Regions from separate parts of the Homo sapiens genome. Here region 1 is linked to region 2. Evidence: chromatin loops called from intact Hi-C (ENCODE). Cell type or tissue: thyroid gland. All regions are shown on one strand. Each heading gives the region's core, and the rest is flanking DNA. Links, peaks and the distances in the headings are about the cores only.

Evidence for each region. Hi-C counts contacts between places; a loop is a spot of excess contacts. Peaks named below come from ENCODE experiments on the same cell type or tissue, not always from the same donor. Only the 100,000 strongest peaks of a DNase experiment are listed, where the experiment ranks them.
Region 1: a loop joins it to region 2, with 2.3 times the contacts of the local background. A loop is called at or near these places in 2 of 110 quality-filtered maps.

What each region holds. Positions count from the first base shown.
Region 1 is chr18:49,695,745-49,711,407 of GRCh38, forward strand. It overlaps LOC105372112 (a long non-coding RNA gene), which reads left to right. Exons shown (of 5, transcript XR_007066363.1): 3 at 4,260-4,613. Among named protein-coding and RNA genes, the nearest start is that of ACAA2, 110 kb to the right of the region's middle. In thyroid gland, for the core only: no CTCF peak of the experiment used is centred there; DNase peaks (open chromatin) are centred at 7,847, 8,767 and 12,077; H3K27ac peaks cover 4,689 bases.
Region 2 is chr18:49,623,113-49,638,775 of GRCh38, forward strand. The region is part of intron 1 of LOC105372112 (a long non-coding RNA gene); the gene reads left to right. Among named protein-coding and RNA genes, the nearest start is that of LIPG, 69 kb to the left of the region's middle. RefSeq lists a silencer at 15,404-15,604. In thyroid gland, for the core only: a CTCF peak has its summit at 6,252 (motif pointing left); DNase peaks (open chromatin) are centred at 5,209, 6,009, 8,238 and 9,649; H3K27ac peaks cover 4,130 bases.

The DNA of each region.
Region 1 (15,663 bases), core at 4,772-12,771, 75 kb after region 2:
TTTTGTTTCCATTACTTTGCTTTTTTCTTTCTTTCTTTCTTTTCTTTTCTTTTTGGAGACAGGGCCTTGCTCTGTTGTCCAGGTTGGAGTACAGTGGTGTAATCATGGCTCACTGCAGCCTCAAACTCCTGGCCTCAATTGATTCTCCTGCCTCAGCTTCCCAAACTCTTGGGATTACAGGCGTGAGCCACCACGCCTAACCTACATTTCTTTATGCAAATTCAAGTTTTATTTCCGTATCACGTTCCTGTACCTGAATAACTTCTTTTAAAATTTCTTGTGTTGTGAGGTCTGCTGACAATGAATTCTCTGTTTTTGTCTGAGAAAGTCTTTATCTTTCCTTTATTTTGGAAGTGATTTTCACTGGGTATAGATTACTGGGTTGACAGTTTGTTTCTTTTTTCTTTCAGTGTTTTAAAGCTGTCACTCTATCATCTTCTGACTTGCATGGCTCCTGACAAGAGATCTGCTATAATTCTTTGTTCCTCTGTATATAATGTGTTTTTTCATTCTACATTTTTTTTTATTTTCAAGATATTCTCTTTTTTATTTTCAGCAGTCATAATATGGTATGCCTAGATGTGTATATGTATGTGTATTTTCTGGTGTTATTTAACCTGGTATTCACTGAGCTTTACGGATCTGTGGCTTAGTGTCTGTCATGATTATTGGAAAATTCTCAGCCATCATTTCTTCAAATATTTCTCCTATCTTATTCTCTTTTTTCATGTATTTCTTGGACTGTAATTACATGTATATTAGGATCTTTAATATTGTCCTGAAGCTTTCGGATGTTCTGTTCTCTGTTTTTCCCTCAGTCTTTTCTTTGTGTTTCAGTTTGGGTAATTTCTATAGCACTATCTTTAACTGATTCTTTCCTCAGCTGTGTCAATTCTATTAATGAGCTCATTGCAGACATTATTTCTGTTACTGTGTTTTCATTTCCAGCATTTCCATAGATTCTTTCATATAGTTTCTATATTTTTGCTGAAAGGACCTTTCTAATCTTGCATATTGTCCTTCTTTTCCATCAGAGCCTTTAATATATTCATCATGATTGTTTTAAGTTCCCTGTCAGGTAGTTTCAGTGTCTGTGTTGTATCTGGTTCTGTAGAAGCTCTTCTGTTCTGTTGATGGCTGTGGTGTGGAGCTAGTGTGTAGTTCTGGGCCTGGAACATATTCCTGCTCCTCCCCCAGGGTACAGGTTCTTTCTCATCCCTTACTCCAGGTCTAAAGGGTTTCCACTGGTGCCTTCATGGCAATGGTGTTGCCCTTTCCTCTAGAGATCAAAGCTTTTATCCATAGGGGAGTTGGGAGAGAGACATCTGGGTGGGGTTTTGTGTCCCTCCTGCTGTGGCTGCTGTCCCAGTCCCTCAGGCCTGTATCATGAGGGATGCATTCTCGTACCCTCCCCCACCCGCCTGGGGTCATGGGGGAAAGCCTGGAAAAGGGTGCAAACTCTTGCTTCAGACTTCCCACTTTCTTGCCCACCCACACTCCATCCCTACCAGTTCATTAAGTATTCCAGCTGAATCCCACACTCCATCCCTACCAGTTCATTAAGTATTCCAGCTGAATCCCACACTCTATCCCTACCAGTTCATTAAGTATTCCAGTTGAATCCTTACTGCTGTGCATCTGCGGGGCCCCAGGTGCACCAGTGTTCACGTCCCATCTCTTCTTGTGGGCACCTGTCTCTTCTTAGATTTCAGGATAGTTGATTGAACCTGAGCTCTCTGATGGCTTCAATGAGAGCTCTAAACTTGCAGGTTTTCCAGCTTTTTTGTTGTTGTAAAGGTGTGGGCAATGTTCTTTCCAGATTGCTGCATCTAGAGCAGAAACTGGGAGTCAGAATTGAGTTAACTTAAAGGAAAAGATAGGGAAAAATCAGTGTTTGTGGACTAAATTGGTAACCACTTCTCTTGTAGGATATTGCCATTAGGTCCTTCTAATCCTGTGAGGTAAGTAATCACCATTCCCATTTACAGATGAGGTTCTGAGAGGATGAGAAAGGATCTGGGGTTCCTCTCTGGTCCTGCCTGATTGCATGGGAACAGCTGCCCTCTGCTGCCTTCTGAGGCTGTGAAGTGCGAGTGTGAGATTAGAAAGGAACCTGTGGAAGGGGGCGGCGTGGCCCTCTGTCCTCAGCCTGCAGTAAAGCCAGCTTGCATGGACTGGGCTTGGTGAGTTTAGGGAAATGAGGGAGGAACTGGCATGGCTTGGGTGGGCTGAGATTCTGGCTGGGACTCACACAGGGACTCAGCAGGAAGTAGATTGTAGGGAAAAATAGCACTAATGGCTGGAGAGACCTGGATGGCTTTCCAGCGAGTCCCTTGCTGCCCATGTGAGAGACATCAGAGTCCTCACAGCCTTGGAATGTGGCTCAGTCCCAGGGCCGGGATGGAGTGTTTGCCAGTGTCAGGGAATCCAGACTTGGCCTTGTGTGTGGAGATTGGCGGTGGGGAACTGTGTATGGGAAAAGCACAAATGGAGATGGAGCTGCTGGGGAATGACCCCGAAGCTTCTGCTCAGTCAGAGCCTGCTCTCCCTCCCTCTGAAGCATTCCCAGGCCCACATGCCAAGACAAAGGATAGGACTGTACCTCCTTCCTTACTCACAGACACACACACACACACACACACACATAATCCTTTTGTGACTTCCCTTTGAGGTTTTCAATTATGTATTTATTCATTCATTTATATATTCCTTTATTCATTCAATAAATATTCATTACTGCCAAGTTCTGCACCCTGGGTAACCTGATCTTCCTGAGTGAAGGGGGTAGGGATGTGGAAAGCTTGCAGCTTAGTGGCCCTTGGTGCTCTGCTCCCCTCAGAGATGACCCGAGGAAGGGCCTGAGTGTGGGAAGGAGCAAGGATCAGTTTTCCCGAACCCCTTCAAGTAAGTAATGCACAGGTGTTACCTGGGTGGCTTGCCAGGTGCCAGAACCCTGCTGGGGGCATGCACAAGCTTCAGCTTCAAGCACACCTCTCCCTACACAAAAAACCACAGATCCTCAGCATGCTATTAGCACTGTGCAGTCCTGTCCTAACCTCCTCCTCCTCCTCCTCCTCTTCCTCCTCCTCCTCTCTCCCCACCCCCAGCAGACCAGTCTGCTGGACCGCTTGTTTGCAAGGCTGGTCTTCCACTTCAGGCCTCTAAGCTTGCCTTCTTCCCCTCTGTGCATCCAAACCGCCATGCCCTTCAAGGCTCAGCTTCAATGCCACCCTCTCCAGGAAGCCTTCTCTGAATCCTCCAATGAGAATTAATCAGGCTAACATTTTTTTCTTTTTCTTTTTTTTTTGAAATGGAGTCTGGCTCTGTCACCTAGGATGGAGTGCAGTGGCGTGATCTCAGCTCACTGCAACCTCCACATCCTGGGTTCAAATGATTCTCCTGCCTCAGCCTCCCAAATAGCTGGGATTACAGGCATGCGCCAGCATGCCCAGCTAATTTTTGTATTTTTAGTAGAGACAGGGTTTTGCCATGTTGTCCAGGCTGGTCTCGAACTCCTGACCTCAGGTGATCCACCCACCTCAGCCTCCCAAAGTGCTGGGATTATGGGTGTGAGCCACTGCACCCGGCCCAGGCTAACATCTTGACTGTCACATCAGATGGCTTGTACCTCTCTCACACATGTGCCTCATTTGGTCCTGTCTTGCTAGAGCCTGACTCCCGGGTTGTACTCAGCAACAGAACTGTGGCCAGGCCATCTCCGGTATAAGCCTTTCCGGGTCTTCCTATTGCTCTCAAGATCAAGTTCGAACCTGCATATCTCGTGTGACCTCACCTCTCTCTTCTGCCTCATCTGTAACCTCTTGAGAGCAGGGACTAGGGCATAACATGTTTTATTCCTGAGAGTTTCTAATACATTTCCTGGCACATAGTAAATATATGTACTCAATAAATATATGTCAAAATGAAATGAAATTCTAGTTGAATAATTGATTTCTACAAGCCAAGGATAAGCCTGCTTCCACATAGGGAAAAAACAGACTGGCCTGATGCTCCCCCTTCCTCACTCCATATTTCTTTAGTGTCATTCAGGAAATAAGTTTTGAGTTATAATTATTTGGCAAAATATTCAGATGAGCATCAGTCATGAGTTCTATAACCAGCAAATTCTCGACATCGGCAATGGAACCGCTGCTGGTTGTTTCCCGTCTTTTTTGGAATAACAACAAAATTTTCTGCCAGCCTTTGTCATGGACAGTCTGTTAAGAAAGCAAGTAAAAAGTCCCTTTGTTGTTTTTCAGGTGTCTTGGGAAGAAGGGTCCTTGGAGCCGAAGATGATTTTGGGGAGTGAAAGAGACCGCCTTTTCCTGGTAATAGCAGAGCCAAAACTCCAGCCTTCAACCCACAGACCGGGGCCTGTCCCCAGGCATCGCCACCCACCCCATGGCCTCATCGTCATCTGTGACTTTTGCCTCCCTGCATCTCAGTTTCCATGCCTGTCAAGTGGAGATATAATACCTCATTCTGGGGAGATACAATGAAGCACTGCTGGTAAAAAGTACACGTGCTATACAAAATTAGGAAATCCTTGTCACCAGACTTAGAGAAAAATACAAAGTGGAGTTGACTCCCAGGTTGGAGACACAGCTTCCCAGGTAAGGACATGGCTCAGTTTTCACCACGCTGAGCTGCTGCCTGAACCCAGGGTGTTGGAACCCGGGGCTGGCCTCTCAGCCCTGGCCACACGTGCTGGGTTTCAGGTCACGCATGCAGCCAGTTCACCACACCTCCGCTCACCCAGCGAGCTGACTGAAGCTCTGCCCTGACAGACTTCTGTCTGCTCGAGCCATTTTGTCTTTCTCGTTCTCTCATGAAAATGCCAATGCTGGCCAAAGACAGAAGCAACCAGGGTCCCCTAACTCTTAAAGGCATCAGGATCACCTGGGGATCTTATTAAAAAGGCAGGCTCTGGGGTCCCTAACTCAGAGGTTCATGGTGGGTCAGCTGTTGAGGTGGGACCAAGGGATGTGTGTAGTTAGCAGCTGCTCAATTTGCTAGGGAGCCAGAGAGCAGGCCGCTGTGGAGGAGCCTTATGTCTGGATCAAGAAAGGGGCCCTCGGAGGGGAAATGGAGCTCCAGCAAAGAGATGCGCAGCCAGGATTAGGGGTACGAAGCCGGGATGGATGGAGTGACTTCCGCAAAGACAAGTCAGGGCTTCCTCCTGGGCTTAGGCCGGAGGAGTTAGGGGAGTGACAGCGTGGACCCAGGAAAGGGGAGCTCAGAGGGGCCAAACCTGGAGGCCACCATGCTGCAACTCACCTCAAACAGCTGGGTAAACTGAGGCAAACTAGCTCATCCCCTGTCCTCAGGATGTAGTGCCTAGGAGCCTGCCAGGCTGGAGGGCCTGGAGGAAGAGCCTTTCATTTTCCTTGTAGGAGCAGTGAGATGAGGCTGGGCCCTGAGAATCCTTCACTCTCTCCCTCTCCTGGAGGGCAAAAGACAGGCCTGATTACCTGTCCCCTCCAGCACTGTTTGGCTCAGATGTATGCTAGCGGAGCGGGGAGTGGGTCCACTGGGACTCCTGGAAGACCACTTTGCAGCTCTGGAACGTCCCCTGGCAGTGCCTTCCTGACCCCTTGGCCTCAATTGTCTGCTCTGTCCGGCTTCATGGGCTTCTAAAGGAAATGTCTACATATTTGAGACATGATTCTATCTGATGCCAGCCTGATACTTCCAGCAGCTTCTTCACTCCCCAGAAGCTGAAAATGATGACTTGAAGAGGCCATGGTCACGGGCCTGAACCCAGGCCTGGGAAGTGCAGGCTTAGCATCTAGTCCACTAACCTTGGCCATGGGCTATGGCAACCTTGGTTTTCATCATCTATAAAATGATGGGGCTGGGGAGAGTAAGAAGGAGAATTCGACTTTCAAACTTTTCTTTTCTTGACTGTGGAAACCTTTCTTCAAGAAAAGCTGACAGAGGAAGCAAATATCTGAGGATCCTCTTGGAGCTGCTGCTGTGTTTGAAATGGGAACTGGAACATCAGGCTCCACGCTCCTTCCTCAGTCTAGGCAGAAAGCCCAGGGCTCTTTTGGGCCTGTTGTGTTTTGTATGAGACAGGGTCTTGCTGTTTCGCCCAGGCTAGAGGGGTGCAGGGGCACAATCATAGCTCACTGAAGCCTCAAACTCCTGGGCTCAAGGGATCCTTCTGCCTCAGCCTCTCAAATAGCTAGGACTACAGGTGCATACCACCACACCCTGTTTATTTTTATTTATTTTTATTTTTTGTAGAGACATATGTTGGCCAGGCTGGTCTTGAACTCCTGGCCTCAAGTGGTCCTCCTGTCTTGGCCTCCCAAAGTTTTGAGATTACAGGCATGAGCCACCATGCCTAGCCCAGGGCCTATTTAAAAACCCGTGAACGTGGCCCAGCCATCCTACTCCTACGTGTTTACCCAAGAGAAATTAAAACATATGTCCACACAAACACTTGTACACAAATGTTCGTTGCAGCCATTTTGGTAATAGCTCCAAACTGGAAGCAACCCGAATGTCCATCACAGATAAATGGATAGACAAATTGTGGTATGTTTGTACAATGGAATGAAAAAGAACCAATGAAATGAAAGGGGATGGATGAACTATGGATGTGTGCAGCAACATGGATGAACCTCAGAATCATGATGCTGAAGTGAAACAAGTCAGACCAGGCCAGGCGTGGTGGCTCACGCCTGTAATCCCAGCGCTTTGGGAGGCCAAGACAGGAGTTAAGACCAGGAGTTCAAGACCAGCCTGAGCAACATACATCTCTACAAAAAATAAGAAATAAAAATTAGCTGGGTGTGGTGGCTCATGCCTATAATCCCAGCACTTTGGGAGGCCAAGGTGGGCAGATTGCTTGAGGTCAGGAGTTCAAGATCAGCTTGGCCAACATGTTGAAACCTCATCTTTACTAAAAATACAAAAATTAGCTTGGCGTGGTGGCACACGCCTGTAATCCCAGCTACTCGGGAGGCTGAGGCAAGAAAATTGCTTAAACGTGGGAGGCAGAGGTTGCAGTGAGCTGAGATCACACCACTGCACTCTAGCCTGGGCGACAGAATAAGACTCTATCAAAAAAAAAGGCAAAACATTTTTTATTTTATTTATATAAAATTCTAGAAAATTCCAACTAACCTACAGCGACAAAAACCAGACCATTGATTGCCTAGGGATGGGGTGGGGAGGAAGGGAAAAATTACAAAGGGGTATTAAGAAATTTTAGGAGTGATGGAAACTGTTTTACACCTTGATTAAGATGTGGTTTCATGGGTGCATACAAATATCAAAACATATCAAATTGTATTTTTAAATATGTGCAGTTTATTGTAAGTTAATTATACCTCAGTAAAGTTGTAAAAGAAAGAAAATGCCAACAGATTTTTTCATCTTAGAGAACTAGCTTAAAAAGCACAAAAATTCTCACCAGGCTGGGCACAGTGGCTCACTCTTTCAGTCCCAGCACTTTTTTTTTTTTTTTTTGAGAGGGAGTCTCACTCTGTCGCCCAGGCTGGAGTGCAATGGCGCGATCTCTGCTCACTGCAACCTCCACCTCTAGCGTTCAAGCGATTCTCCTGCCTCAGCCTCCCGAGTGGCTGGGATTACAAGTGCCCACTACCGCTCCTGGCTAATTTTTGTATTTTTAGTAGAGACAGGGTTTCACCATATTGGTCAGGCTGGTCTTGAACTCCTGACCTCAAGTGATCTGCCCACCTTGGCCTACCAAAATGCTGGGATTACAGGCGTGAGCCACTGTGCCTGGCCCAGTCCCAGCAATTTGTGGGGCCGAGGAGGGTGGATCGCTTGAGCCCAGGAGTCTGAGACCAGCCTAGGTAACATGGTGAAACCCCGTCTCTACAAAAAATACAAAAATCAGTCAGGCATGGTGACACTTGTCTGTAGTCCCAGCTACTCTGGAAGCTGAGGTGGGAGGATTGCTTGAGCCCAGGAGGTCAAGTCTGCAGTGAACCATGATGGTGCCATTACACTCCAGCCTGGGTAACAGAGTGAGACCCTGTCTCAAAAAAAAAAAAAAAAAAAAATTCTCACCAAATCTAGTCCTGTGAGGGTCTCTCCAGAGACCTGTGACCAATATTGAGCCCAATTCCTGTCTTGCTAGTGTTCAGTCACCCAGCTGGGGAGAGGCACTGGAGGTTTCTGGAAAGGTACAGGTGAAAACCCCTTTACCCTTTTGCTGTCAAATAGCATGAGAACTCCGTCTTCTATTTTCCAGTGGCTGCAAAGCAAGAGTTCCTTAGTTTCACGTTTGCTATATCCTCACCCAGCAGGGCTGGTTGTGCTCCAATTAATGAGCCTTCACAAAGCCCAACACTCTCCTCTCCACTCCCAGTTTTGTTCTTTAATCTTCAGATTGTCTTTTTGCGGGGCTGGCTCCCACCTGGGGCTCGCTGAAGACAAGCACCCTGAGGACCTGTCCCCTGGGAGCTGCTTCTCCGGGAAAGGGGCCACAGTAGTATGGGCAGCAGACTGGGTAGGGGCGCTAGGTTGCAGATTTTCCAAACATTTGACTGAAATGAAAAAAAAAACAGACTTGTGCTGCCAGGTATAAAAGAGAGAAGCCAGGCAGGCATCCGTCTCTGCCAGGAGCCTTTAAGTGCTTGGCAGAGACTCAGAGATTTACCAGGAAAGCACTAATCAAGTGCTTTGGTTTGATTGCTTTGTTTTAAAAAGTCCTTTCCTAGTACCTGTATGTGCTGAGTGCTGTGCTGGGTGCTGGGAACTGTGCAGTAAGCTCATGATTGAGTGGGCATGGTCCAATGAGAGATAAGCCCGGGGGCTGTGGGGCATCATGTGGGTGAAGGCGGTCATGTGCTACTTTGAGGCCACGCCAGACACTTTCTAAATTCCTGCATTCTTCCAAAATGTTAGGAATTAAAGCAAGGGGAGGTTCTCTTGGCCCAGAATCATCAGGCAGGGAGGACGTGGGAAACCACGAAGGAGAGGAAGAAATGGTCAGCCCAGAGGGAAAGCCAGAAATCAATCTAGTATGAGAAATAGAGTTTAATCTGATTGGCCACAGTGCTCAATATGACAACAATTATGTAAAAGTTGAATACAAAACAGAAATATGTGAATTCCGCACAGATATATCCACTATTGGAAATGCATATGAGCTATCTATGGGGTATGCCTCAAACTGAAGATAATGGTTACGTTGAGGGCATGGCGTAATCAAGAAGGACTTTTGCTTTATCTATATTGTTTGAATATTTTATAATTAACTTTCCAAGATATCTGTGAATTTTTCTTTTATGTACTTTTTCAATTTTTTTTTTGCTTCTGAATGACAAATACGCCATATTTTTCAGTTTTCTTGTATTTTTTTAAAAAATCTTTGTAATTTTTTATTTTTGGTGGAGATGGAGTTTCACCATGTTGGCCAGGCTGGTCTCAAACTCCTGGCCTTAAGTGATCCACCTGCCTCAGCCCTGCAAAGTGCTGGGATTACAGGCATGAGCCACCACATCTGGCCAATTATAGTAAAACATATATAACATAAAAATTTACCATCTGAACCATTTCTTTTCTTTTTTTTTTTTTTTTCTGAAACGGAGTCTGACTCTGCCACCCAGGCTGGAGTGCAGTGGCACGATATTGGCTCGCTGCAACCTCCATCTCCCAGGTTCAAGTGATTCTCCTGCCTCAGCCTCCCAAGTAGCTGGGATTATAGGTGCCCGCCACCACGCCTGGCTAATTTTTGTATTTTTAGTAGAGAGGGGGTTTCACCATGTTGGCTAGGCTGGTCTCGAACTCCTGACCTCAGATGATCTGCCCACCTCAGCCTCCCAAAGTGGGATCACAGGCATGAACCACCGCGCCCAGCCCATCTGAACCATTTCTAAGTGAACAGTTCAGTGGCATTAAGTACATTCACAATGTTGTGCTATTATCACCACTACCCATCTCTAGAGCATTTTCATCTTCCCAAACTGAAGTTCTGTATCCATTAAACACTAACTCCTCATTCCCCTTTCTCCCACCAGCCCCCTGGCAACCACCGTTCTGTTTTCTGCCTCTAGGAATGTGACTGCTCTAGGTATCTCATGTAAGTGGAATCATAGTATTTGTCCTTTTGTGTCTCGCTTACTTCACTTAATAAAGTGTTTTCAAGGTTCATCCATGTCGTAGCATGTGCCAGAATTTCCTTCTTTTTGAAGGCTGAATAATATTCCACTGTGTGGATATTCCACACTTTGTTTATACCCACCTCTATTGATGGGCATTTGGGTTGTTTCCACCTTTGGCTATTGTGAATAATGCTGCTATGAACCACGGTGTGCAAATAGCTGTTTGAGTCCCGTTTCCGATTTTTTGGAGGAACATACCCAGAAGTGGGATTGCTGATCATATGGTAATCTATGTTAAATTTTTTTGAGGAGCCAGAATACTAGCTCCCACAGTAGCTGCTCCATTTTGCATACCCACCAGCAATACACTAGGGCCCCAATTTTCCCACATCTTCGTCAACACTTGTTATTTTCTGTTTCTTTGGTTACAGCCATCCTAATGGATGTGAGGTGGTACCTTATTGTGGCTTCGATTTGCATTTCCCTAGCAATTAATGATGGTGAGCATATTTCATGTGGATCCGTAAATTTTTAGTAATATTTAAAAGATTTCAGCAGGCCAGGCACGGTGGCTCACGCCTGTAATTCCAGCACTTTGGGAGGCCGAGGCAGGTGGATCACGAGGTCAGGAGATCGATACCATCCTGGCTAACACGATGAAACCCCATCTCTACTAAAAATACAAAAAATAATTTAGCCAGGTGTGGTGGTGTGCACTTGTAGTCCCAGCTACTTGGGAGGCTGAGGCAGGAGAATTGCTTGAACCCGGGAGGTAAAGGTTGCAGTGAGCCGAGATCGTGCCGCTGCACTCCAGTCTGGGTGACAGAGCGAGGCTTCATTTCAAAAAAAAAAAAAAAAAAGATTTCAGCAATAGAGAAAAATGTAATGGAATATCTGGAAAACCTTTATACATCCATCTTACCTCTTGAAATGTTTCTGGTTTTCAACAAACATGATGTTTTGTGCCTTCCACTGTGTGGAGTGGCTCTAGATGGTGGTGTCATCAATAGCCACCCGCTCATCTCAGACTGCTTGACCTTGAAGCAGTTTCTGGAAATGCCCCTGAACAGCTGTTGATGAATCCACATGGTTTAAAGAGACTTGCTAAAGGTGGGTGGGTGGTCTGGCTGTCTTTACTTTATTGGGTTCCTTGTTTACAGAGTGAGCCCATAGTTTTTTCTCAATGCCCACTCGTCCCCATCTCTAGTCAGCTCTAGTAGCTGCTTTCTGATCCAGAGAGGAGACATTTGTAAGATGCAGCCCAATTCAGAGTGAACATTGAGACTTCTCAGCTAAAATTTGCAATCTCTCAGACTAAAAAGCTCAAGCCATTTTGGTGCTATGACTCATTCTTGAAATAACACATTTTTACATATTTTGATCAAACTGGAATTCAAGCTGAATATTGCTCACCTGTAACACCCTTTCCTATTTTACTGTTTTCAAAGCCTAGCTCAGCCTCCTGGGGTAAAGTGGTGTTTATTAAAGATAAACATTTAAGTTCCCCTTTGGGTTCCCAGAAGGCACAGATCATTATGGTGGGGGGTTCCTGGCTGGGGAAAGTGCCCTCAGAGAGCAACTTACTCACAATCTTACTATGGTTGTAATTCAATTAAAGAAGCTTCCAGGGCCCACCTTTGTGGGCTTTTACCCTGCTATTTCTTCTGTCATCTTTTTTTTTTCTGGCAACTCCCAACATTTATTTGGTGTAATAATGAAAATGATACAAAAAAAAAATCAGGGATTGTTTGACACTTTTTTCCTAAATGGAAACCTTCACCGAAAGAGGATAAAAGATTTACAGGTAAGTTCTTTCTCCAAAATTAGTAAATGACCTCAGTTTTAATTCTTACTGAGGTTACTAAGTAGCTATCAGTATATTATTTTCAACTTGTGTCTAGGAGGGAAATTTTTATGTAGCGGGAGGTAAGGCATTAGCAGAGAAATCAAGTTGTCAGTTGGGAGCCAGCCAGCTTCTGCCCTGCAGTTACTGCTAGAGCTTCACTGAGCTGCATATACACAGGCCTGTTTCACAGTGGGATTGAGGAGAGGCTGAATGAATGGCCCTTTGCTAAGCTGGTGGGCACTGCAAGCTCTAGCGTTTACTACCCACCAGAAAGGCAAAAGGTGAGGTCTTTATGGGAAAATCTGATGCCCCCAGCTCCTATGATGTCTGTAGCCCAGAATCAAGTCACCCAGCACTTGGTATAATGTTGAGGTAAGTGGCCTAGTGAACTGCCATCTTTTCTGTCTGGCAAGTGGTCACCCAGGCTGGAGTGCAGTGGCGCGAGCTCGGCTCACCACAGCCTCCGCCTCCCCGGTTCAAGCGATTCTCCTCCTTCAGCCTCCCCAGTAGCTGGGATTACAGGTGTGCACCACCACACCTGGCTAATTATTGTATTTTTAGTAGAGATAGGGTTCTACCATAGGTCAGGAGAGTCTCGAACTCCTAACCTCAAGTGATCTGCCTGCCTTGGGCTCCCAAAGTGCTGGGATTAAAGACATGAGCCATTGCACGTGGCCCCTGGCTAATGTTTTATCTGCTCTTCAAGACCCTGCTGAGGCCCTGTCTCCTTGTACAGTCTTTCTTGGCTCCCCTGGGCAGCTAGAAACTCCCTCCTCTGGGCCTCTTCAGCACCTCGAGAGCACTTAGTCCATCCAAGTGGGGTCCAGTGTTGATATTTTCTCTCTCCCATTAACCTAGAACCCTGCAAAGTGTCTGGCACATCACAGGCCTTCATCAGTCTGTGAATGCTTCTCACTTCTTGCTGTGGTTTCTGACGAGGGGGAACCAGGCTCCCCTAGTTTGCACCCTGGTTTTCTTTGGAGGATATGAGGCTGGAGAGAGGATACCATTAGTGCCACTGAGGGGGATGCATGCTATTCCTGTTCCCGTCTTCATAGGAAGATGCTCCCAAGGACAGCTCCTTTTGCTGGAGTTTGGAGTTGAAGGGGGAAGTATGGGTTTCATACCGAGAAAAGCCACACACCTATAATTGCAGGCACTTTCCCAGAAACTTGAGCCTGACCCCAGGACTGCACCCTGCCGAGCTCTGCTGGGTCACAGCCAGCCTCTGCATTTCCAGGAGGGCTTCCTGACTCTGGGGAAACATGGGCTTCCTGATGCGAGGGCAAAAAATGGGTTAGGGACTGCCAAGGGGACAGCTAAGGAGCTGAGGAGCCACTGATGTGCCAATTCCTTCTCTGTGCAGGTTTTATAGGGGAATGAAAGTCAAGAAAACAGCCATTTACAAATGCATGTGTATGTTCACTGGAGCACTATTCACAATAGCAAAGACATGGAATCAAACCAGGTGCCCATCAGTGGTGGACTGGATAAAAGAAAATGTGGTACATGCACCGTGGAATACTATGCAGCCACGAAAAGGATGAAATCATGTCCTTTGCAGCAACATGGGTGCAGCTGGAGGCCATTATCCTAAGCAAATTAATGCAGGAATAGAAAACCTAATGTGGCAGGCCAGGTCTCACTAACACAGTCCTCCATAACAACTGTTTCAGCACTGACTGAGTGGTTAAGTTAAATATTAAAAGCTGAAAGAGCCAGTGTCTTTCTACAAAGGCTGGAATGTAACAAAAGCTCACCAAGAGTTTTGCCTAGGCCTTTCCTGGACCTTGAAGCATAACAAGATAAAGAAGGAATCTTTAACAGGACCCATTTAGGATTAAACACGTTTTTATTGAGGGTCTGAAGAAACTCCCCAGACCTCCACAAACAAGTTTATTAGGGGTCTGAAGGAACTCCCCAAACCTCCACGGTTTAGCAGGAGACAAGATAAGGGTAATTACCCCTGGCACCTGCACCCATCTAGATTAAGTAAATTTACTGAGGCTCCAGAGGAAGGTCTTCAAGACTCAGACCTTAGTTATAGATTAAAAGAAGTTAATCACTTAGGTCTTTAGATGAATGCACACTTACACATGGACATGTAACTTAGAAGATATATAAACTTTGTAACTTTGAGTTGGTCTGGCGATAATTTCCAGGCCTTCTCCCTGTAATTGGTTACAGAAATAAAAACCTCTCTTCTTTCCCAGTTCATCTACATCTCATTATTGGCACACGAGAATAAGCAGCCCAACCCTTGGTTTGGTCAAGGAACAATAATGCTACATGTTCTCACGTATAAGTAGGAGCTAAACATTGAGTACACAAAAACATAAAGATGGGAATAACAGATACTGGGGACTGCTAGAGCAGGGTTGGGGGAAAGGGGCATGGGCTGAAAAACTCCCCACTGGGTACTTTGCTCACTTACCTTGGGACAGGATCATTCATGCTCCAAACCTGAACACCATCCAATATACCCATGTAACAAACCTGTACATGTACCCCTAGAATCCAAAAGAAAAGTCAAGAGTTAAGAAAGCCACCATTTGTGGAATGTCTGCTGGGCACCTGCCCAGAGCTCTAGCCCAGTTTTCTGTGCCTTTGCCTACCAAGAGCCACTGGCAAGGCTGAGCCATGAAGATGTGGCAGCCTTGAGCCTTTTTCAGGTTTCTTCTAATAGATGTGCTTTAATTTAAAGAACAAAATCTCTCTCACTCCCTCCTCTCTCTGCATTTGGAACACAGATTCATCAAAAACCTTTTAACATAATCCAGTGGTGGCTTTAAGTTATTGGTGTTAATGATTATTCTTTTTAAATTTTTTTAAATTATACTTTAAGTTCAGGGGTACATGAGCAGAACGTGTAGGTTTGTTACATAGGTGTGCACATGCCATGGTGGTTTGCTACACCCATCAACCTGTAACCTACATTAGGTATTTCTCTTAATGCTATCCCTCCCCTAGCCTCCAACCCCCTACAGGCACCGGTATGTGATGTTCCCTTCCCTGTGTCCATGTGTTCTCATTGTTCAACTCCCACTTATGAGTGAGAACATGTGGTGTTTGGTTTTCCATTCTTGTGTCAGTTTGCTGAGAATGATGCTTCATCCATGTCCCTGCAAAGGACATAAACTCATTCTTTTTTATGGCTGCATATTGTTCCATGGTATATATGTGCCATGTTTTCTTTATCCAATCTATCATTGATGGACATTTGGGTTGGTTCCAAGTCTTTCCTATTGTGAATAGGGCCGCCATAAACATGCGTGTGCATGTGTCTTTATAGCAGAATGACTTATAATCCTTTGGGTATATACCCAGTAATGGGATTGCTGGGTCAAATGGTATTTCTAGTTCTAGATCTAGATCCTGCCACACTGTCTTCAACAATAGTTGAACTAATTTATACTCCTAGCAACAGTGTAAAAGCATTCTTATTTCTCCACATCCTCTCCAGCATCTGTTGTTTCCTGACTTTTTAAATGATTGCCATTCTAACTGGCATGAGATGGTATCTCATTGTGGTTTTGATTTGCATTTCTCTAATGACCAGTGATGATGAGCATTTTTTCATATGTTTGTTGGCTGCATAAATGTCTTCTTTTGAGAAGTGTCTGTTCATATACTTCGCCCACTTTTTGATGGGGTTGTTTTTTCTTGTAAATTTGTTTAAGTTCTTTGTAGATCTGGATATTAGCCCTTTGTCAGATGGATAGATTGCAAAAA
Region 2 (15,663 bases), core at 2,560-10,559:
CCAAGACTTTCGGTAGATGCCTGAAACTGTGGTTAGTACCACACCCTATATATGATTTTTTTCCTATACATGCATTCCTTTTTTTTTTTTTTTTTTTTCCAGACAGAGTCTTGCTCCGTCGCTCAGGCTGGAGTGCAGTGGCATGATCTCACAATCTCACTGCAACCTCCACCTCCCGGGTTCAAGGGATTCTTGTGCCTCAGCCTCCCAAGTAGCTGGAATTACAGGTGCCTGCCACCATGCCTGGCTAACTTTGTATTTTTAATGGAGAAGGGGTTTCACCATATTGGCCAGGCTGGGCTCAAACTCCTGACCTCAAGTGATCCTCCCACCTTTGCCTCCCAAAGTGATAAGATTATAGGTGTTAGCCACCGTGCCCAGCCCTATACATGCATTCCTATGGTAAAGTTTACTTTATAAATTAGACACAGCAAGAGATTAATAACAATAAATAATAAAATAGAACAATTAATATGCCAGCATCATTACTCTTGCACTTTCCGGCCATTATTAAGTAAAAAGAAGGGTTACTTGAACACAAGCACTGATACTTCATACTGACACAGTGATATGATAAGATCTGACTGCTACCCAGACAATCTGAGCCTGATGCTAAGTGACTAAAACAGGGGGCAGCCTATGCCGGACAAGAGATGATTCATGTTCCAGGTGGGATGAAGCAGGATGGTGTGAGATTTCATCACACTACTCAGAGGGCGAGAAATTTAAAACTTTTGGATTATTTCTGAAATTTTCCACTTAATATTTTTAGACCACGGTGGACCTCAGGTACTCAATGGGAGGATCTTAGAAACCATGGAAAGCGGAATCGTGGATAACAAGGAAAGCTAACAGAGGCTGGGCACGGTGGCTCATGCCTGTAATCCCAGCACTTTGGGAGGCTGAAGTGGGCAGATCATGAGGTCAAGAGATTGAGAACACCCTGGTCAACATGGTGGAATCCTGCCTCTACTAAAAATACAAAAATTAGCTGGGCGTGGTGGCATGCGCCTGTAGTCCCAGCTACTTGGGAGGCTGAGGCGGGAGAATCGCTTGAACCCGGGAGGCAGAGGTTGCAGTGAGCCGAGATCACGCCACTGCACTCCAACCTGGTGACAGTGTGAGACTCCATCTCAAAAAAAAAAAAAAAAAAAAGCTAACGGAGAATACGGACTTGGCCTCAGATACATCTGTGTTCCTGACAGCAGCAACACAGAAACTGCTGGACAGGCCGTGTAGGGTTTGTTACTCTGTCCCACTGTGAGAGCAAAAGGTCTCGATGGTGTGGGTGTCTCTGAGTACAAAGTATGCCCCAGATGAATGGAAAGAAGGCGTGTTCCAGGGGTGTACATGGAGGCCATTTCTGGGCATTGGATGACAGCAGAAGTCAGAGTCTGAGCAGAGCTCTTCACTTTAGATGATGCCAGTGACCTTGGGATCTGCAATCTCACGCCATAAGCCTCTGCTCTCTTGTCTTAGCTTCTTATTCTGTAAAAATGGGGAGAATCTGTGAGGTTAACTATGGTAGTGTGGTGTGAGTGCCTGTCATATAAAGGGCACTCAGTAGGTATCAGTTTTCTGACCTCCTTCTGCCCATCCTTCCTTCCCTACACATTCTCAGGGAAGACAGTTTCCCCTTGACTCAGCACCAAGTTTGAGACAAGTAATCTTCTCACTTTGTGGGACAGATATTTTCTTGTTCCACCTTTCCGCTCGGGTTTAGCCCTTTAGAGACCCAGCATAAAGTTTCCTGTCTGACTACCCACTTTGGGATGGCCCCAACCTTCGTTTCCATGTTCTCCAGCTTCACAACCTCTCTCACCGATTTCCATCATCGACCAGTCCTGACCTTGTGGGTGAGAGGGAGTGCTTCCCTCTCAGGGAGGCATGGCCTCCCTGGCCAAAATGTAAACTTGTTCATTTCAGGAATTATTTTTTCTCCTCTTAAAGGCCCTGCCACGTGTGACTCAGACCCAGGGTTGTTCCTGAGCGAGACCTCAGTGGTAAATCACAAGGACTGGGCTCCAGCCCACACAGATGCTATCCTCTTTCTTCTGTGACTGTGTCTTAGCTTAAGTAGAAAAAAACAGAGAAACAAAGGCACTGTCTCATTCTGCGCAGCTGTTGTGCCCAGGGGTACTGGTCTAAGCCTCACTCTTCAAATCCCTTTGCAGCAGAAGGTAGAAGAATTTAGGCAAATAGAAGCTCCAAAGAAAATAAGGTCATGGTTTAATGACCCCAGGCTTGTCTTGAATGAGCCAGTGGGTGACGGATTTCCACATTACCTCTGGCAGGTGAGGTTCATGGGCAAACACATTAAACAGGAATGAGAATAGCATTCAGATTTCCATCATTAAATATCCATAATATTTGATCTTGTGAAAATAAACAACAAAGTGCTAGAAGAGAGGTCCTATGGAATAGCGAAAGTTGATTCATCTGGGCCAAAGGTGACCAGCTAGTGTGGCCAAGAGCGTGACAGCAGGAATTCAGGCTGCACGATGCTTCTCTGGGAGTGAATCTAGTTTGCCCAGTCTGTGTTCTGGGCCCAGAGTGTGTCCTTAGAGGGCGGCCCGTGGCCTGAACAAGAGCATTGCGGATTTGCCTGCAACCTCACCTAAATCCAGCAATTCTGAACTCGGAATAGGGAAACACGGCATCCGATTCCCAGGGGAGCTTGTGAAACACACACACACACACACACACACACACACACACACACACACACACATTTCCCTACCCATGTGGTTGTGTCTTGGTAGGACTGTAGTGTGGCCTGAGAATCTGCATGTTTACTGAACTCACCAGGTGATTCTGCCACATAGCCAGGTACAGGAACCACAGCTCTAACCCAGCATGAAGTGATCGGCGGTGGATACATCAACTTCCAAATTGGCCCCCATTCTGTTCCCTCTCTGTGCTTCTCCACTGCTTCTCAGCTGCCACGCTACGCTCTGTGTGTGTGCCCGTACGTGTGTGCATGCTCAAGAGTGTACAGTTCTCAGATCCACCCTCCCTACAATGAATGAAACTCTCCCACAGCCCTTCCCTGCCAGTTTTGAGAATCACTGCTTTCCTCATTTCCACGTCTCAGGCTGCATAGGAGAGGAAGTTCATCTGTGTGTGCACCGGGCTTTGGGATGCTGTTCCTTTGTTGGAGGGAGCAGAGCCCTTCCATGGCCTTGGGGGACATTTGGAAATGAAAGGAAAAGGTGCACCCCAGAGGTGGGGCTGTCTCTGGCCTGGACACGTGCTCTGTGGACCAACAGTTTTGCCATTGATAGGTGGTCTTACAGGGGGTTGTATAAAATTCCTCCGGAAATGCTGGGCATGGTGGCTCACGCCTGTAATCCCAGCACTTTGGGAGGCTGAGGCAGTTGGATCACAAGGTCAGGAGATCGAGATCAGCTTGACCAATATGGTGAAATCGTATCTCTACTAAAAATACAAAAATTAGCCAGGCATGGTATCGCATTCCTGTAATCCCAGCTACTTGGAAGGCTGAAGCAGGAGAATCGTTTGAACCTGGGAGGCGGAGGTTGCAGTGAGCCAAGATTATGCCATTGCACTCCTGCCTGGGTGACAGAGCAAGACTCTGTCCCCCCCCCCAAAAAAAAATCCTCTGGAAAGAAAGGTGCCGCGTTAGCTGTGAGGTGTGCCCACAGTGCCAGCCCACAGGGGCTGCTTTCTGCTTCGGGTCCTTGCCCCTTCCTGGGAATGCATGGGTAATAAAAGGAGCAGAACTGGCACTCAGCTCAGTCACTGATGACAGATGACGCTGCTTACACAGTGGGAAGGGCTCTGAGCCAGGGTGGAAGGGCCCACACCGTGCCTTGGGGGATTTACTGTTGAGGAAAAACTCGGGGGCCTTTTGTCCCTAGGGGTGCCCCAGAAAGCCTCCTCAACCCTGTTTCTCCAGGCCCACAGGCACGCCTTGCCCACTCCACATGCTTGCCTCTAGGCCAGTCCCTGCCCACTCCTCTTCCCTTGATGTTCTGTGCTCCAAGTCCCCTCTCCTTTGCCTCAGAAGACAAGCATGGGCCTCTTGTCACCTGAAGGGCTTCCTGCCCTTGCCACAGGGAGGACAGAGGTGTGTAATGGCACAAAGGGGGCATTGCAGAGCATGCGCCTTGCCTGGGTTGCCCCCAGCGTGGCCCCTGGCTCCTGACTTCCTTCCGAGATTGAAGAAGGAAGTCATGTGCACAGAGGTCAGTAACAGCCCTACCAGCCCCGGCTCCCTGTGTCAAAAATGCAACAGCTCACACCTCACTTGTCTTTCCACATCTTCTTTCCTGCCTGTCTATTCTTCTATCCTGCTGACTTTTATTTTTATTTTTTATAAAGTCCAATTAATCAATTTTAAAAAATAGATTGTACTTTTGGTGTTGTAACTCTTTCTCGTGCACTCACTCTCTCACTTTCTCGCTCGCTCTCTCTTTGAGACAAGGTCTTGCTCTGTTGCCAGGTTGAAGTGCAATGGCATGGTCATGGCTCACTGCAACCTCGACTTCCTAGGCTCAAGTGATCTTCCCACCTCAGCCTCCCGAGTAGCTAGAACGACAGGTGTGTGCCACCATACCTGACTAATTTTGATTTTTGTGGAGATGGAGTTTCACTATGTTGCCCAGGCTGGTCTTTAACTCATGGCCTCAAGTGATTCTTCCACCTCAGCCCTCCAAAGTGCTGGGATTATGCATGAGCCACTGCACCCATCCTCGGTTGGCTTTTTGAGCCTCTTTCTCTTTGTTTCCCCTTTTGGATCAATAGTGAACACGTGGGGGCTACCCTGCATTCTGATGTGGCCAATCCCTGGTCCTGGCCCCCTAGATTAATGCCCTGAGTCAATCAGCCATCCTCCAGACCATCCTCAATCTTATCCCTGGTCCTGGCCCTATCCTTTGAATCTTGCTGACCTGAGTGGAGGAAGTAGACAGGGAAGGAATCTAGCTGGGGAGGAGGAAGGAGAGGGCTTCTTCCTTGCCTCCACTCAACAGCTCTCTTTGCTATGTCCTTCGAGTGCTCTCTGATTAAGACGGCCTGGCTCAGGCCCCTCTTATACCCTGTTGCTCTCAGCATTTACATATCATGGCCATGACTTTGCAGGTTGACAGGAAACCAAAGCTTCATGTGAGCACATTCTATCATCCCAGTTAGATCAAAGAGGGCAGGAGATGCACCCTGCACTCACTAGTGCCCTGCACACTGGCAGAAGTCCAGCTGCTTGGCTAACTGGTTACTCCTGGTGAGACATTTCCTGGCTTCCTGGGAGGCACTGAAGGCAGTTTCCACCAGAGGCTTGGTCTCCAGGAAAGCCAACGCAAAGAAGAGCTAGCTCTCTTGGTGGGAAGAATTCCTGGGCTTATAAAGGAAGCATTTCAATGACCAAAGCACTCTGTTTACTCATTCATTTATTCTTTCATTCATTAATTCCTAGTAGGCCTACTCAGTGCCAATCTAGGTAATACACAGTCCCTGGGAGCTTACCATCTTGTTGGGAAGATGAGACTTGAAACAATGGGACAAGGCAAATAAGATTAAATGCCCCAGATACTTGATTTGAATCATGGATTGAGGAGGTAAGAGAAGAATGGTGGGGCTATAGGAGAGGGTAGGTGCTCTCTAGGAAGCAAGCGGTTTCCCAGCCCTGGAAGAAAGGGTAGGATTTAGACATGTAGATGAGAACATGGAAGACCTTCCAGACACAAGAAATGAGCAAAACCTCGGTGTTTTGCAGTGAGAGCAGAGGGCATTCTGGGGCAGTGGAGGGAGCTTGAAGAAATCAGTGTGGGTTCTGTGCTGCTGCCCTGGATGCAGCAGGCCGGTGGGCCATGCTGGCCATTCCAAGCCTTGTCTGGGAATTGCTCTGGTAACCAAGAATGCACTGAGAGTGACGGACGTGCTGAGGCTGCACTCCCCTCTTCCCATGCCCTATGAGCAGGCCCAGGCGGGGCCGAGGCCCCATCCAAACCACTCTTGTCTTGGTTCCGGCCCAGAAGTAGCAAGAGAAGCTGGAAAGGCAAAGCTTCTTGATTTCCACTGCTTTCTGAGCTGGCCAGGTGGAAGGCAGCCAGGGAGGAGCAGCTGGCGACAGCCCGCCTGACTGCCTCGGATGGCAGGCAGCTACTCAAGGGAACAATTGGGCAGAAGCAGGGGGCAGGGGGGTCAGGGAACATGGACCAGTGGAATTCTGAACAAGGTCAAAGTCCAATTTGGTACAGTGCTTGATTACCAATTTAAATCTCATCTTTCCTTCCAGAGTGGCTGCCCCCTGCAGGAGAGGCCAGGGCTGCCACAGGGGAAATTTGCATTTTAGGATTCCAAGTGCAGGGTGCCCTGGCAGGGCTGTACTCAGCCGGCGGTCCAACGGGTGCTCGCCCTTGCACCTGGCAGTCGCATGTTGAATATGCTCCTATTTTCCCTACTTCTGGCTGCCTGTATGCTTGGGAAACAAACACAAAACGAAAAACTCTTCTTACCTCTTGCAGTCAGGGGAGGATCCCAAAGCATGCAGGGTGGGAGGTGGTGGGGTCTAGACAGTGGGTAGTGATCGTAGGTTTTTCACACCTGAGGCTGGAAGAAAGTGCTAAGGGATTGGCAGTCAAATGGGCAGCAGGGCACTTAAGGGGGTGATGTGGAATGGAGCCCATAGAAAGAGGCAGGAATCTGGGGTGCAGTGGTGGCTCAAGGGTGGGTTCTACAGAAATGGTTGATCGATTGATTCCAGGCATGTAATTCGGTTTGAAAACAAGCTCCTCTTTGAGACTCTTCCCTTGGGGCAGTTGGTTCTCAGTCTTTGACTTCACCTGGGATGCTTTTGAAAATATTAATGCCTAATTGTTAATGGCCTGGAAATTCTTTCCTACTTTATTTTATTCATCCATTCATTCTCATCAAGAAAGCAAACCTATGCTTTTTAAAATTTTTAATTTTTGCTCCTAAAAAAGCAAACCCAAACCTGCAAATTCTGATTTAGCAAATCCACAACTTCTGTCTCTTCCCATCAACACCAGTACCTCTACCACCATTACCACCATCCCAAGGTAAGGTGTGGAAAGCTCCTCTGCCCTGGCATGTCCTACAGAACTCCCTGGGGTGGGTCTTTTTGTTACCCCTTTACCATTAAATCAACACACATTTATTGGGTACCTAAGTGTTGGTGAGAATGGCTGCACAGCCTAAAGTCTAGGCTGCTTTTGGTGTTTGGTTTCTTTCAGCTGTATAGGACTTTCTGTGAGAAGAGGGAGTATGTGGTGCAATTTGTTCATGACATCAGAGTTCATGGGGACAATGACCTGCTTGCAGAGAGTTTGCTTGCTGGCATATCCAAAGGCAATGCCTGTTGCAATCTTTTAGCTGCTGTGGGGCTGGGCATCAGGACTGGATTACCCAACACCCTGTGACCAGGAGCCTTGTGGGTACACACACACACACACACACACACACCCCCACACCCTTCCTTACCTGAGGCACCTGAAGATACATTTTGTGCATCCTGCAGTTAAGTTGATGGTCAACCAGGCCTAGCTGGCCCAGACTCCATCTGAGTAATCCTGGGACTCATGGAGTGCACTTAGATTTATTGTGGGCCCCAGGGGTTCATCACTCTCCCCTTTTCAGGTGACAATGGGGACAGAAGCTGCCGTGATGGGGACCCTCTGTTATCTTTTCTTGTCTGACTGGAAGGAGAAAGGAATGCCTGAAATCAGCCTATTGCAGAGGACAGTGGGCTCCCTCAGGACTCAGAGTCCTCAGGCTCTCACTGGTGTCCATGGCTGGCAGGATGTCTGGGAGGCTACTCAGAGATGGCCACTAGATAACCAGGCTACATATGATATTTGCTGGGACACGTTCCCCACGTGGAAACTCCAGCCCCACCCAGTCCCATTTGCCACTCACCTTGGAAGTGTTAGGAGCTTTTGTGGGGGCACATTTAGGCCCCACTGCAGATCAGAAATCCTCAGTAGCTCCAGGGGCCCACAGCGTAAAGCCCAGAGGCCTTCGGGTGCCATCCAGGACATTTTGTCATCTCCTCCCAACTGTCCTCTCCAGCCCCTTCTGCCTTTCCTCTCCCTTGGATCTTCTGCTCAGACTGGCCCCCTCTCTGCCCACCTCACCCCTGACTCACCTAGGATGTTCCCCAGGCCTTTGACCCCATGTGCCGTTAGTACCGAAGGTGGGGGAGCACTCGCTTTCTCCCTGGATGCCCACCAAATCCCGCCACACATTCTAGGACCAGTTCTAGGAAACCTGCCTCCACTGGGAGTGATTTCTGGGCGTTTCTCCAGGGTGGTGCCTTGTATTAATCACCTCTGCATCTGCAGTGGTTGGTATGGTGTGAAGAAGACTCTCAAGAAGCCCTGGCTGGATCAACACTCGCACACGAATGATCTCTGTCCTTCCTGCAGCACTCTGCCTTAGGTGTGCTTGTTTGCATGTGCGTGTATCATCTTAACCACCTCATGAGCTCACGGAAGGCACAGCCATGCATTTCACTCCTCTACGACCTCACAGGCAGCCGGACCTCTTGTGCATGCAAGTGTTCTGTGATAGATGTGTTCTGATGATAAGGAAGACAGACATTGAAAGTAGCTTTCTTTCTGCTCCCTGATTTGGACCCTGGGCTCCAGCCAAGCCTGTTTCTTCACTGTCCCTGTCACATGCTCCCTGCTCCCCTGGGCGATCACATTTGCTCATTCTGTACTCTAGTCCCTACTTTTGTCCCCAGTCCTGGTTATTGTCCCCAAGGTCAGACTGAACCCCACCTCATCCATAATCCCCACCTCCAGATCTCTTGGGACCGGAAGACTGCAAAGATGCTCAGTTCACCAACTGGAGTACCCAAGCAATACCATAGTTCTTCCTTTTCTGTAAAATGGCTCAATGCTGACTTCACATCCCCATCATACTGGGCTGTCCAGAAATTCAACCCAGGTCTTTCTTTGGTCACCCTCTGGTCCCCCACTGGGTTGGCTAAAGGCTCCCAGCCCCTCTTGCCATGGGTCCTTACTGGTCACAGTGGAGGATGCCCCTGCCTGGCAGGTGTGGCCTCTGTGGATCTACTGTGCTGTGTCTTGCTGGTCACCTTTGAGTTACGGGCTTCTGTGGTGAGCCCAGTGCCCAAGGTCCAGCCTCCCTGCTGTGCCATAAAAGCCATTCCTTCTGAGAGCCTCTCAGTGTGAGGTGCTTTCGGGGAGCAGGTTGTAAGTTTCTATTGATTTGGGGACCCACAGGCCACTCCCTAATTACTGATTTTAGTCTAGGAACATCCCACTCCTCAAGTCCCGTTCTCCTCAACTTTGGAAAGTTCAGACACCCCGCTGCAAAATTCTCCCAGGCAAGGAAATTGAAGCCACCACCTGTGAGAGCTGGGGAAGGCAAGGGCAAAGACAAAAGAGGGGCATGGGCACTAGTTCAAAAATTCCTGTGCCTGGCCCCTCTCTTCTGAGCTCCATTTGTATTAATAAACACTCTTTGAGTGCTCTTTACTTTTTAAATGCAATACTCTTGTCCCGCGAATGAAAGTGTAAATCCTGTGAGATCCATTCCCTGGTGGATGAGACCTATTTTCTCATATTTCCTCCTTAGCAACTCGTGCAGAGCTAAGTGCACGGTAAGGGAGTGTCAGGGCTTGTTGGCTGACTCTTGTGTCCAGAGCTCATCAGAGAATGACTCCGGCTCTGCTCCAGCTTCTTTGAAAGCGAGGCTTTTGCCTCGGCAGCCCTCACTGCTTCCTGTCCTCAAGAAGACATCAGCTCTACTCATAGCTGCCTCTCCTCCCCAAACTCTTCCTGCCTGTGGTCCTCTCCCACCAGCCCCACGATGTTCGCCTTGTCCTGGAGTGGGGGAAGACAGCCCACAGCAAAGAGACACGCTTCCTTCTACATCCTGGCTGGGATGCAGAACTGAGTGATGCCAGTCCCAGCCCCTTGTGCGGTAGGAAGGCTGCAGGTCCTTGGGAGAAGTTTTGAAATCCCTTTCTCTTCCTCTCCTGGTGGGACTGAGATATTGATAAAAAGTCTCAGCAATAAGGGGAGAGAACACAGCGAAGGAGAGGTCTGTAGTCACAGCTAATCTCAGGCTAGTTCTAGGCATTCTTCCTTCCTTCATCCTTTGAGCCTGACCTCCCTCCATTCCCTCCCGCCTTTCTTTCAAACTCACCTTGACTCTCTATTCCCAGCTCCCCAACTCAAGTCATCAATGTTAACAGACTAGTGCCCATCCCACTACACCTTTCTTCATACATGTGCACACAATCATACAAACTCATCTATAGGTTAACTCATGGTGGTGTATTTTTTTTTAAATAACATCATTCTATATAGACTTTCTGTATCTTGCTATTCTTGCATAACAATGTCATATTAAAATCCCTCCAGGTTAACTGGCATAAATAGTATGCCTTTTTAAATGGCTAAATACTATTCCTTGAAATGGCTACACCACCATTTATTAAACAGGTTTCTATTGATAGGCCATCAGACTGGTTTCTGTTTTATGCAATATAAACAATGCTTCTGTGTTGATTTTTTTTTTTTTTTTTTTTTTTTTTGAGATGGAGTTTCGCTCTTGTTGCCCAGGCTGGAGTGTAATGGAGCAATCTCGGCTCACTGCAATATCTGCCTCCTGGGTTCAAGCAATTCTCCTGCCTCAGCCTCCCGAGTAGCTGGGATTATGGCGCCCACCACCACACCCAGCTAATTTTTGTATTTTTAGTAGAGAAGGGGTTTCACCATGTTGGCCAGGCTGGTCTCAAACTCCTGACCTCAAGTGATCCACCAGCCTCGGCCTCCCAAAGTGCTGGGATTACAGGCGTGAGCCACCATGCCCAGGCAATTGGTGCTTTTTAATGCTATGGAATAGATTCCCATACATGATTTCTGATTAAAGGGAATGCATGAAGGTACGATTTAGGTACAGTAAAATTAACCCATGTTCATGTAGATTTCTGCAAGTTTGCACAGACACATACAGATCATAACCAACACCATAATCAAGATACAGAACAGGTCCATAACCTCAGAAAGTTACTTTTTTTTTTTTTTGTAGTCAATTTCTTCTCCATCTCCCACCCTTGAAACCACTGATCTGTTTCTATAGTTTTGCCTTTTCTAGATTGTCATAGAAATGGAATCACAGAGTAGACTTTTGAGTCTGGCTTCTTTCACTTAGCATGATAAGATCCATCCACAACAAGACTCATTCATTCATAACAAAATTCATCCATATCATTCATTTATAAAACGATTCACATTGTTGCAAATATCAGTGATTTGTTTCCTTTTATTCTGACTAGTATTTTACTCTATGGATGTACTAATGGATTATTTATCCATTCCTCAGTTGAGAGACACTTGTGTTGTTTCCATTTTTTGACACTTAAAATAAAACTGCTATAAACATTCATGTAAAGTTTATTTATGTGGATGTATGGTTTCATTTCTCTTGGTTAAATTTCTAGAAATAGGATTGCGGGGTTGTATGCTAAGTATATATTTAATTTTACAAGGAACTGCCACCTGTTTTCTATGGCTGTACCACTTTGAATTCCCACCAGCAGTACATGTTGTTCTGTGTCCTTGATAGCACGTGGTGTTGTTATTTTGATTTTAGCCATCCTAGTGTTTACTGGTATCTCATTGTGGATTTAATTTGAATTTCCCTAATGACAAGTGTCATCAAACATCTTTTCCTGTGCTTAATTGCCATCTATGTTTCTTCTCTTTCTCAAAGATTCTTTTCAAACCTTTTACCTTTTTTCTTTATTCAACTGCTTGTTTTCTTATTTGAGAATTCTTTATGTAACCTGGATACAAGTTATTTATGTGTTTGCAAATATTATTTTCCAGTGTGTAGCCTGTTTTTTTTTTCATCCTCTTAAGTGTGCTTTTAAAAAGTTTTTAGTAAAGTCTAACAACAATTTTTGTCTTCTCTGGATCATAGTTTTGATACAGCACCTGAGAAATATTTGCCTAACACAAAGTCATGGAGATTTTCTTGTATGTTTTCCTCTGTGTTTTATAATTTTAGGTTTATAGTTTTTGATTTTATACTTTGGCATATGATTCATTTTTAAAGTGAATTTTTGAATAAGGTAGGCTGCATGGGTTGAGGTTAATTCATTTGCATATGGACATCCAATTGTTTGACAACATTGGCTAAAAGGATCATCTTTTCTCATTGAGATGACTTCATACCTTTGTAAAAAATCAACTGACCATATTTGTTTGGGTCTATTTCTGGACTTTCTAATTTTTTCCATTAATATATATGTCTATGCTTTCTCTAATACCAGATATTTTTTAGTGTATTTTTTTTTTTTTTTTTTGAGACGGAGTCTCGCTCTGTCGCCCAGGCTGCAGTGTAGTGGCGCGATCTTGAGTTACTGTAAGCTCCGCCTCCTGGGTTCACATCATTTTCCTGCCTCAGCCTCCTGAGTAGCTGGGACTACAGGCGCCCGCCACCACGCCCAGCTAATTTTTTGTATTTTTAGTGGAGACAGGGTTTCACCATGTTAGCCAGGATGGTCTCAATCTCCTGACCTTGTGATCCACCCGCCTCGGCCTCCCAAAGTGCTGGGATTACAGATGTGAGACACCGTGCCTGGCCTTAGTGTACTTATTTTTAATTTTAATAAATATATTTTTATAAAGTATTGTTCAATTGCTTTCCAAATAGGCTGACCGATTCTTCTTTTCAATAGAATATATGAAAGTGTCCTATTCCTACATATTTTTGAGCAAAGGGTATCATCACACATTATTTTTTGCCAGTATCCTGGGTTAGAAGTATCTCAGCATTACTTCAATTCTGAATATTTTCTTTTAATTAGTCCTCTATATTACACTGGGGTAGAGAGAGGCAGAAGGAAAGAGCAGAGGTGAAGTTAAGCTTACAACATAAGCCTACTGTGACCCACAGTTTGTGCTAGGTCTTTTTTTCTATGTTAGATTTTATTTTTAATTTGAACACTTTTTTGATTTAATTTTTTTGTGTTAAAATATATATAACATAAAATTTACCCTTTTAACCATTTTTAAGTGTACAATTCAGTGGCATTAAATACCACACTCACATTGTTGTGCAACTGTCACCACTATCCATTTCTAGAACTTCTTTTTCATGATCCCAAACAGAAACTCTAGAACTTTTTCATGATCCCAAACAGAAACTCTAGGACTTTTTCATGATCCCAAACAGAAACTCTCGAACTTTTTCACGATCCCAACAGAAACTCTAGAACTTTTTATGATCCCAAACAGAAACTCTGGAACTTTTTCATTATCCTAAACAGAAGTTATTAAACAATAGCTCCCATTTCCTTCTCACTCCAGTCCCTGGTAACCTGTACTCTACTTTCTGTAGACAGTGTAGGTGTAACAATAGGGTTTTTTTTTTCTCTACACATTCAGAGAAATTTCTCTAGTAACGAACCTAGAAATAATCCTGAAATTATAGTATTGACAACAGGATTTTGGCAGGTTGAGAAATGTGCTCTCAACAATCAGCCACAAAATATGGAGTGCTGGGAATGTCTGTTTTTGCTTAGAACCTCTCCAAGTCTAGCTTTCCTCACCTGAAAGGTCCTGCCTAAATCACATTTATAGTGAGAACACAACCATACAGACATAGAGAGCTATATGCACATTATGAACCTTTGTTTTATACCAAAAAATTTGTGACTAGATTGACGCTATATAAATAAAATTTTATTTTGTTTTATTTAAAAATTCTTTTTGAGACAGTGTCTCCCTCTGTTGCCCAGGCTGGAGTGCAGTGGCGCGAGCTCACTGCAACCTCCACTTCCTGGGCTCAAGCGATTCTCCCACCTCAGTCTCCCAAGTAGCTGGGACTTCAGAAGTGAGCCACCACAGCTTGCCTTTTTTTTTTTTTTTTTTTTTTTTTGAGATGGAGTTTCACTCTTGTTGCCCAGGCTGGAGTGCAATGGTGTGATCTCGGCTCACTGCAACCTCTGCCTGCCAGGTTCAAGCGATTCTCCTGCCTCAGCCTCCTGAGTAGCTGGGATTATGGCACCTGCCACCATGCCTGGCTAATTTTTTGTATTTTTAGTTGAGACAGGGTTTCACCATGTTGGCCAGGCTGGTCTCAAACTCCTGACCTCAAGTGATCCACCTGCCTTGGCCTCCAAAGTGCTGGGATTACAGGCATGAGCCACTGCGCCTGGCCTCCGCTAATTTTTTTGTATTTTTTGTAGAGACGGGATTTTGCCATGTTGCTCAGGCTGTAAAATTCTGTTTTAGATGGGCTAAGGGAGTTATCTCTTTGGAGAAGTCCTGTAATTAATTCTTTTGTTAAATGGAGGATTGCTCACCATTGTGTCTGCTTTGAATATTCAACTATTAATACATTTTGATATGGTTTGGATGTTTTTGGATGTGTGTTCCCTCCAAACCTCATGTTGAAATGTGATTCCCAATGTTGGAGGTGGGGCCTGGTGGGAGGTACTGGATCATGGGGACGGATCCCTCATGAGTGGCTTAGCACCATCCCCGTGGTGATGAGTGAGTTCTCATCAGTTAGTTCATGCCAGATCTGGTTGTTGGAAAGAGTCTAGGACCCCTCCTCTCTCTTGCTCCTGCTCTCACCATGTGATGTGCTGATCCCACTTTACCTTCTGCCATGAGTGTAAGCTCCCTGAGGCCCCACCAAAAGTCAGGAAGATGCTGGCACCATGCTTCCTGTACAGCCGTCAGAACCTTACATCAATTAAACCTCTTCTCTTTATAAATTACCCAGCCTCAGGTATTTCTTTATAGCAATACAAGAATGGCCTAACACATTTGTTTTTTTCTAAGGACCAACTAAACAGAACACTCACTGGCTGACTTTCATGAAAGCAGATGGGGGATTGAGACCAGAGTCTAACAGGATCAGACAGTGATTGGCCCATGGCAGACTCTGGGCCATATTAGGGGTGCCACCATGTACCCCCATGCTCAGACAGTGCTTGGCCCATGGCAGATCTCCTGCAGAGGCATTTGTGAAGGACTGGATGCTGGCTTACCTGTCAGGCATTATTCCTTGTGGGTATTACTTCAAGTAATTCTTACAAGAGTGTTGTAAGTTTTATATTGTTATTATTTATTTTCTACAGAAGAATTGGAAAGCAGTGCTCAGGGCCTCTAGGAGTTGACCTGAGGCTGTTAAGTGAGATCTATTTACAGGACTTGTGGCTAATAGGAGTTTAGAAACTTCTTTTGGGCTCTACACAGCCTGACTGTCAAAGGTGTATTTTTCACTGTCCAAAGTCTGAAAGTCAGGCTCTGTTGAAGGACATGCTTGTGACATCAAGTGGGAAACAATGGTGGTCATTCTTGGGGGCAGAGTGGTGTTGAGAAAGGAGCTCCGAATTGGAAGTCCAAAATCTGAGAAACAAGTGTGGGACAGCCCTTAGCATCTGTTCCACACTCTGCTCCTGATGGCTGTCGGGAGCCTTATCTCAGTCCAGGCTTCCCTACCAGAGGGATTTGTGACCTGGGCAAGTCCTTTTATCTTTTAGGCAATTGTCCAGCACTTCCTCCCTGCCTCTAGACCAATGGAAACTGAATTTCTAGGAGGAGTCCACGTCTATGTTTTTAAAAGTCCCCAGGAGATTCTAGTGCTCACAGGGTTGAGAACCAATGGAAAGGGGAGGAATCTGGAGGC